Regions from separate parts of the Homo sapiens genome. Here region 2 is linked to region 1. Evidence: chromatin loops called from intact Hi-C (ENCODE). Cell type or tissue: Calu3. All regions are shown on one strand.

Region 1 (2,500 bases):
ACTGCCACATAATCCACAAATGATTCAAATACTTTAAAGAGAGAGAGAGAAAAGTCAAGTGCTAAAGCTTCATTTATAATGTAGCCAACACAGGTGTAAGTTATTTAAATCAGCATATTTAGGATTAGCAGAGAAGGTAAACAACACTAACAGTAACTCTCCCCCTGTAGCCAAGACTGTAGGTAAATGTGCTGTTAGCACCTTTGCTCATTGGCCAAAGGTCATTGGTATCTTTCTTAAGGACATTAAAATGACAATATGGAGGTAACAGTTAAGGTTTTACTGTTATTCGAACAAAGCACATACTGTAAAGCTATGATTATGAAGACAGCTTGGAATTGGGCAGTGTGGACAACCCCTTGGTCTCAAAAGCAGAGATGCACAAATGTGAATGGCTGGCTGATGTGGCAGAATGACAAGGAAAACCTCGATTTCCTCAGAGGTCAACACGGGGTGGGGTGGAAGTTGGTCCTGACATCTCCCCACCCCCACCTGTTCCAGGTGGATTGTAGATAAATGGAAAAGGCAAAATAGTAAAACGTAACAATTTTTTAGGACATAAAAAGCAAACAAGGACACACTATTTCCCTAAAATTAAGAATGGTAACATTAAGAGTGAAAGGGCGAGCCACATGCTGAGTGACAAGCTCTCAATCCAACACGGAATTGTATATCCAGAGTGTATGGAGAGCTCGTCCTGCTCCGGTCATGAAGGAAAAACGCAACTGCACAACACTGAAAACAGCGCTGTCACGCTCCGGACACATGCGGTACAGGACAGGGATCCCTGAAGGGACAAATGAGAGCCCCGTGATGGGCCCAGCTCTGCTGAAAGTTTACAGGCTGCAGCCCGGAGAAGGCAAACCCAGACAGAGCCAAGAAGTGAGAATGAGAGGAGCTCAAGGGAGCGGGAACCTGCTGGGCAGAGTAGCCTAAAGCAGAATGCTGCCCAGAAAGCGAGATCTGGGGATGTGCAGTTTCTTCCGAAGCTGTCAGTGAGAACTGATCAGTGAACTCGAGGAAATTACCTGGGGCAAGGAAAAGAACCAGCAAGAGGATGAGGATTGGGGGGAACAACCTTCAGAGCTCACGACAGGCTGGGAAGTCTGTGTTCCCACCAGCCACCGTGGAAAAACCGCTGAACACCTGGGAGACTCAGCTAACAACTGAAAGGATGTGGGGACAGGTTATCCCTCAAGTAAAACCTGTTCTCCCACCTAGCAAGGCTTAAAAACAAGCCTCACAGGAAGCAAATGACTTACAAGTCACTTATCTGTGCATAAGAGCAAAGGTTAGGAATATCTAACACCCAGCAAGATAAAAACCACCATGCCTGCTGTTCAATAAAAAAGTTACCAAGCATGTGAACCAGTGCAGTGGCTCAGTGGCTCACGCCTGTAATCCCAGCACTTTGGGAGGCAGAGGTACGTGGATCGCCTGAGGTCAGGAGTTCCAGACCACCCTGGCCAACATGGTGAAACCCCGTCTCTACTAAAAATGCAAAAATTAGCTGGGTGTGGTGGTGGGCACCTGTAATCCCAGCTACTCAGGAGGCTGAAAGGAGAATTGCTTGAACCCAGGAGACAAAGGTTGTAGTGAGCTGAGACTGCATGACTGCACTCCAGCCGGGGCGACAGAGTGAGACTCCATGTCAAAAAAAAAAAAAGAAAGAAAAAAGAAAATAAACATTACCAAGCATGCAAAGAAGCTGAAACCACCACCCATGATGAAGACAACAATCCTTCAATAGAAACAGATGCAGAAATCTCACAGATGACAGAATTAGTAGACAAGAGCATTATCAACTATACTTAAGTCCAAAGGAGAAGAAAGCAAAAGCATACTAAGAAGAGACACAGGGCTGGGCATGGTCCCAGCACTTCGGGAGGCCAAGGCGGGCAGACTGATTGGGCACAGGACCTCCGAGACTAGCCTGGCCTAACACAGCAAGACCTTGTCTCCAAATAATTATAATTAATTGATAAATACATAGAAAAAAAAGAAGAGATAAAGATTTTCATTTAAAAAAAATCCAAGTCAAACTTCTAAAAATAAAAAAAAATTTAAAAAGTTTGAAAATGAAACACCATGGATGGGATTCACAGAGAACTAGACACTGCAGGCAATTAGTGAAGATCAAGACAGAGCAACAGAAACCGCAGCACAAAACCCAGAGAAAGGAGACTAGGACATCTGGAGGCTGGGGGTAACCTCAGGCAGCCAGAATCAAACAACTGAAAACCAGTGAGAAGGAAAAAACCTTAAAAGCACATGGGGGGCTGGGCACGGTGGCTCACACCTGTAATCCCAAAATCTTGGGAGGCCAAGATGGGCAGATCACCTGAGGTCAGGAACTCGAGACCAGCCTGCCCAACATGGTGAAACCTCGTCTCTACTGAAAATACAAAAATTAGCTGGGCATGGTGGCGCATGCCTCTAATCCCAGCTACTTGTGAGCCTAAGGCAGGAGAATCACTTGAGCCCAGGAGGTGGAGGTTGC
Region 2 (2,500 bases), 200 kb after region 1:
CCTCAAGTTTAGTCTTGCGGTAGAACTTTAAAAAAAAGCCAACAATGGGGATAATTGAGTTTTAAACTTGATGGCAATGATTTAAGTGAAGAGAACACCTGGGTTTATTTTCTGGTGTTGGAGAGGTGAATAAACATCAACAGTTGAACCTTTGATTTCAGTGGATTTCAACATGAGGGGGTAGGACTTTGAAGTATTATTCTTTTTCAGAATTCGTAAGTGCCAGGCACTGTGCTTAGGTCATTAGATGGAGATGAAAAGATATTTTCTATAGGAAGAGACGGTTGATTGTACCATGCTGTAGAAAGATAGCTCAAGATTTTTTTTTGGTTTATTTTGTTTTTTAAAAGTAAGCTTGTGCCGGTTGGGGAAGAGGAAGTGAAGTTCCTTTTTGATGGTGTTGAGTTTGAGATGTCCAGTAGGCAGTTAGAAATCTGGGAGGGCCGTTGAGCTCATTAGTCTAGTTTTGGGAAACGTGTGTGGGTAAGGTAGGGGTTGAGGATATCACCCAGGGTGACACCAGCCTTTCAGGGGCAGAAGGGAACCCCACCAAGGCGACTGAGGAGTGAGCGGAGAGTTTCAATTTCAAGGAGGGGGAAAGAGGAGCCAGCAGGAAACTAAAATGGAGAGGTAGGAGAACCAGGGAAGGAGCCTCATAAGGGAGGTGCTGGGGAACAGGTGGGCTCACTCAGGGAGTGAATGTTGGGAGAGACAGACATTTGCAAATGTTGGAAGAGACAGATAGTTGCAGGCCTCACTATTTCAGAGAGCTGCAAATTGCATGATGTTGGTAGTCGGGATACGGTCTAAGGGTGAAGTGAAGAGAGCAGGAAGGGAAGAGAGAGAAACTGTTCAAAGAGATGAGGCCTAAGAGGCAGGCTGGCCCTAGGACCAACCTGAAGCCACCTTTTTGCTAAAATACTCTAGGCTTGGAAGAGGATCAGAATAACTGAATAGGAATATAGATTACACTTGGGTGGGAGTGCCAGCTCTTGTTTACTACCTGTTGACCTTGGATGAATTAACTTTTAAACTTGGGTTTTCACCTGCAGAATGGAGATATTATAGGTGTCATAGGAAGTAATTGACATAGTACCTGACACAGGAAGTATTCTCATGTTAATGCTTCTATTTTTTAATAGGTGCTAGCCTTGGAAAGGTTGAGAGGCTGAAGAGGGACAGTTTGATTTCCTCTGACCACCAGCAGGAGGGGAGGATGTGTCTTCTGCAGGGAGAGCAGCCAGGGGGATTGGTTGGATCAGTGCAGAAAGGAATGGGGGCACCTAGAGTGCGGAGTTGAGCACCTCAGAAGGGAGGTGTGGCCCTCAGGACATTGTCAGCATGTGCGATGATAGTGGAGGCCATGGATTTGAGAACATTTCAGAGAATATTTGATGGAGGGGAACGCCAAGGGGAATGTAATAGATTTGTGATAGGAGGCAGAGACTTTTCAACTTAAAATTCAAATTTAAACTACATTTTTAGGGAGTTCATGATTAGAAAGAATGGGCCCCTGTCAAATGAAACCTCTAAGCTTACTTGAAAATCTTATAAGTCCTATTCTTTGAAAATTAATTGATAGTCAAGCAATAACAGATCCCTAGGTGAGGAGAGAATAGTGGAAGGGGAAATTCCTAAGGCAGAAGATCACTGCCAGTGACGGTAGGTTTTTAAAAATGCAACACTGTGTTTGGTGTTTCCTGGCCTGACTCATACCTTTCACAGGTTTATCCTGAATGTTTAGGAGTGGAATGTAAGTTTGGCTCTTTAACTGTGTAAGAGTTTAAGGAAAGGAATAAGTATCCATGAGTGCTGGGTATATTCTGGATTCAGTAAAGTAACTCTTTTGTTTTTGAGACGGAGTTTCGCTCTTGTCACCCAGGATGGAGTGCAGTCTCGGTTCTTTGCAACCACCGCCTCCCGGGTTCAAGCGATTCTCCTCCTTAGCCTCCCGAGTAGCTGGGATTACAGGCGCCTGCCACCACGCCGGGCTAATTTTTGTATTTTTTAGTAGAGACGAGTTTTCACCATGTTGGCCAGGCTGGTCATGAACTCCTGACCTGAAGAGATCTGCCCGGCCTCCCAAAGTGCTGGGATTACAGGTGTGAGCCACTGCGCCTGGCCTTGGATTCAGTAACTCTTAATGTTGAAAACAAAGCAGCAGGATTCTTCACAACCCTCTCCCCTCCCCACTTCCATGAAGGATTAGAGAGGCTCATGATTGAGGCTGTCCTGAAGGATATCTACCAAATACATTCCAGACCTTAGGTGATCACATAGCCTGATTTGTCCAGGGTAGACTGACTTTGTACCTCATGTCCCAGTAGAAATTTTAACAGTGACTCTTTTCGGGCTCAACAGTAATCTGTTTTGGATGGCAAGTTATGTGATCACCTTATCTAGAGGGGATGTTGGAACAAGCCCACCTAGGCCTGGAAGTGATTTCTGGCTCTCCTGAATACATCACACACATACACACTCATCAGAGGGGTCTGTTGGA

What was found. Hi-C counts contacts between places; a loop is a spot of excess contacts. Peaks named below come from ENCODE experiments on the same cell type or tissue, not always from the same donor. Only the 100,000 strongest peaks of a DNase experiment are listed, where the experiment ranks them.
Region 2: a loop joins it to region 1, with 2.3 times the contacts of the local background. A loop is called at or near these places in 2 of 110 quality-filtered maps.

Annotation. Positions count from the first base shown.
Region 1 is chr16:8,910,797-8,913,296 of GRCh38, forward strand. It overlaps USP7 (ubiquitin specific peptidase 7), which reads right to left. Exons shown (of 31, transcript NM_003470.3): 11 at 1-31. Among named protein-coding and RNA genes, the nearest start is that of LITAFD, 30 kb to the left of the region's middle. In Calu3, no CTCF peak of the experiment used is centred here; a DNase peak (open chromatin) is centred at 1,205.
Region 2 is chr16:9,113,786-9,116,285 of GRCh38, forward strand. The region is part of intron 3 of HAPSTR1 (HUWE1 associated protein modifying stress responses); the gene reads left to right. Among named protein-coding and RNA genes, the nearest start is that of HAPSTR1, 23 kb to the left of the region's middle. RefSeq lists a silencer at 1,527-1,821. In Calu3, no CTCF peak of the experiment used is centred here; no DNase peak of the experiment used is centred here.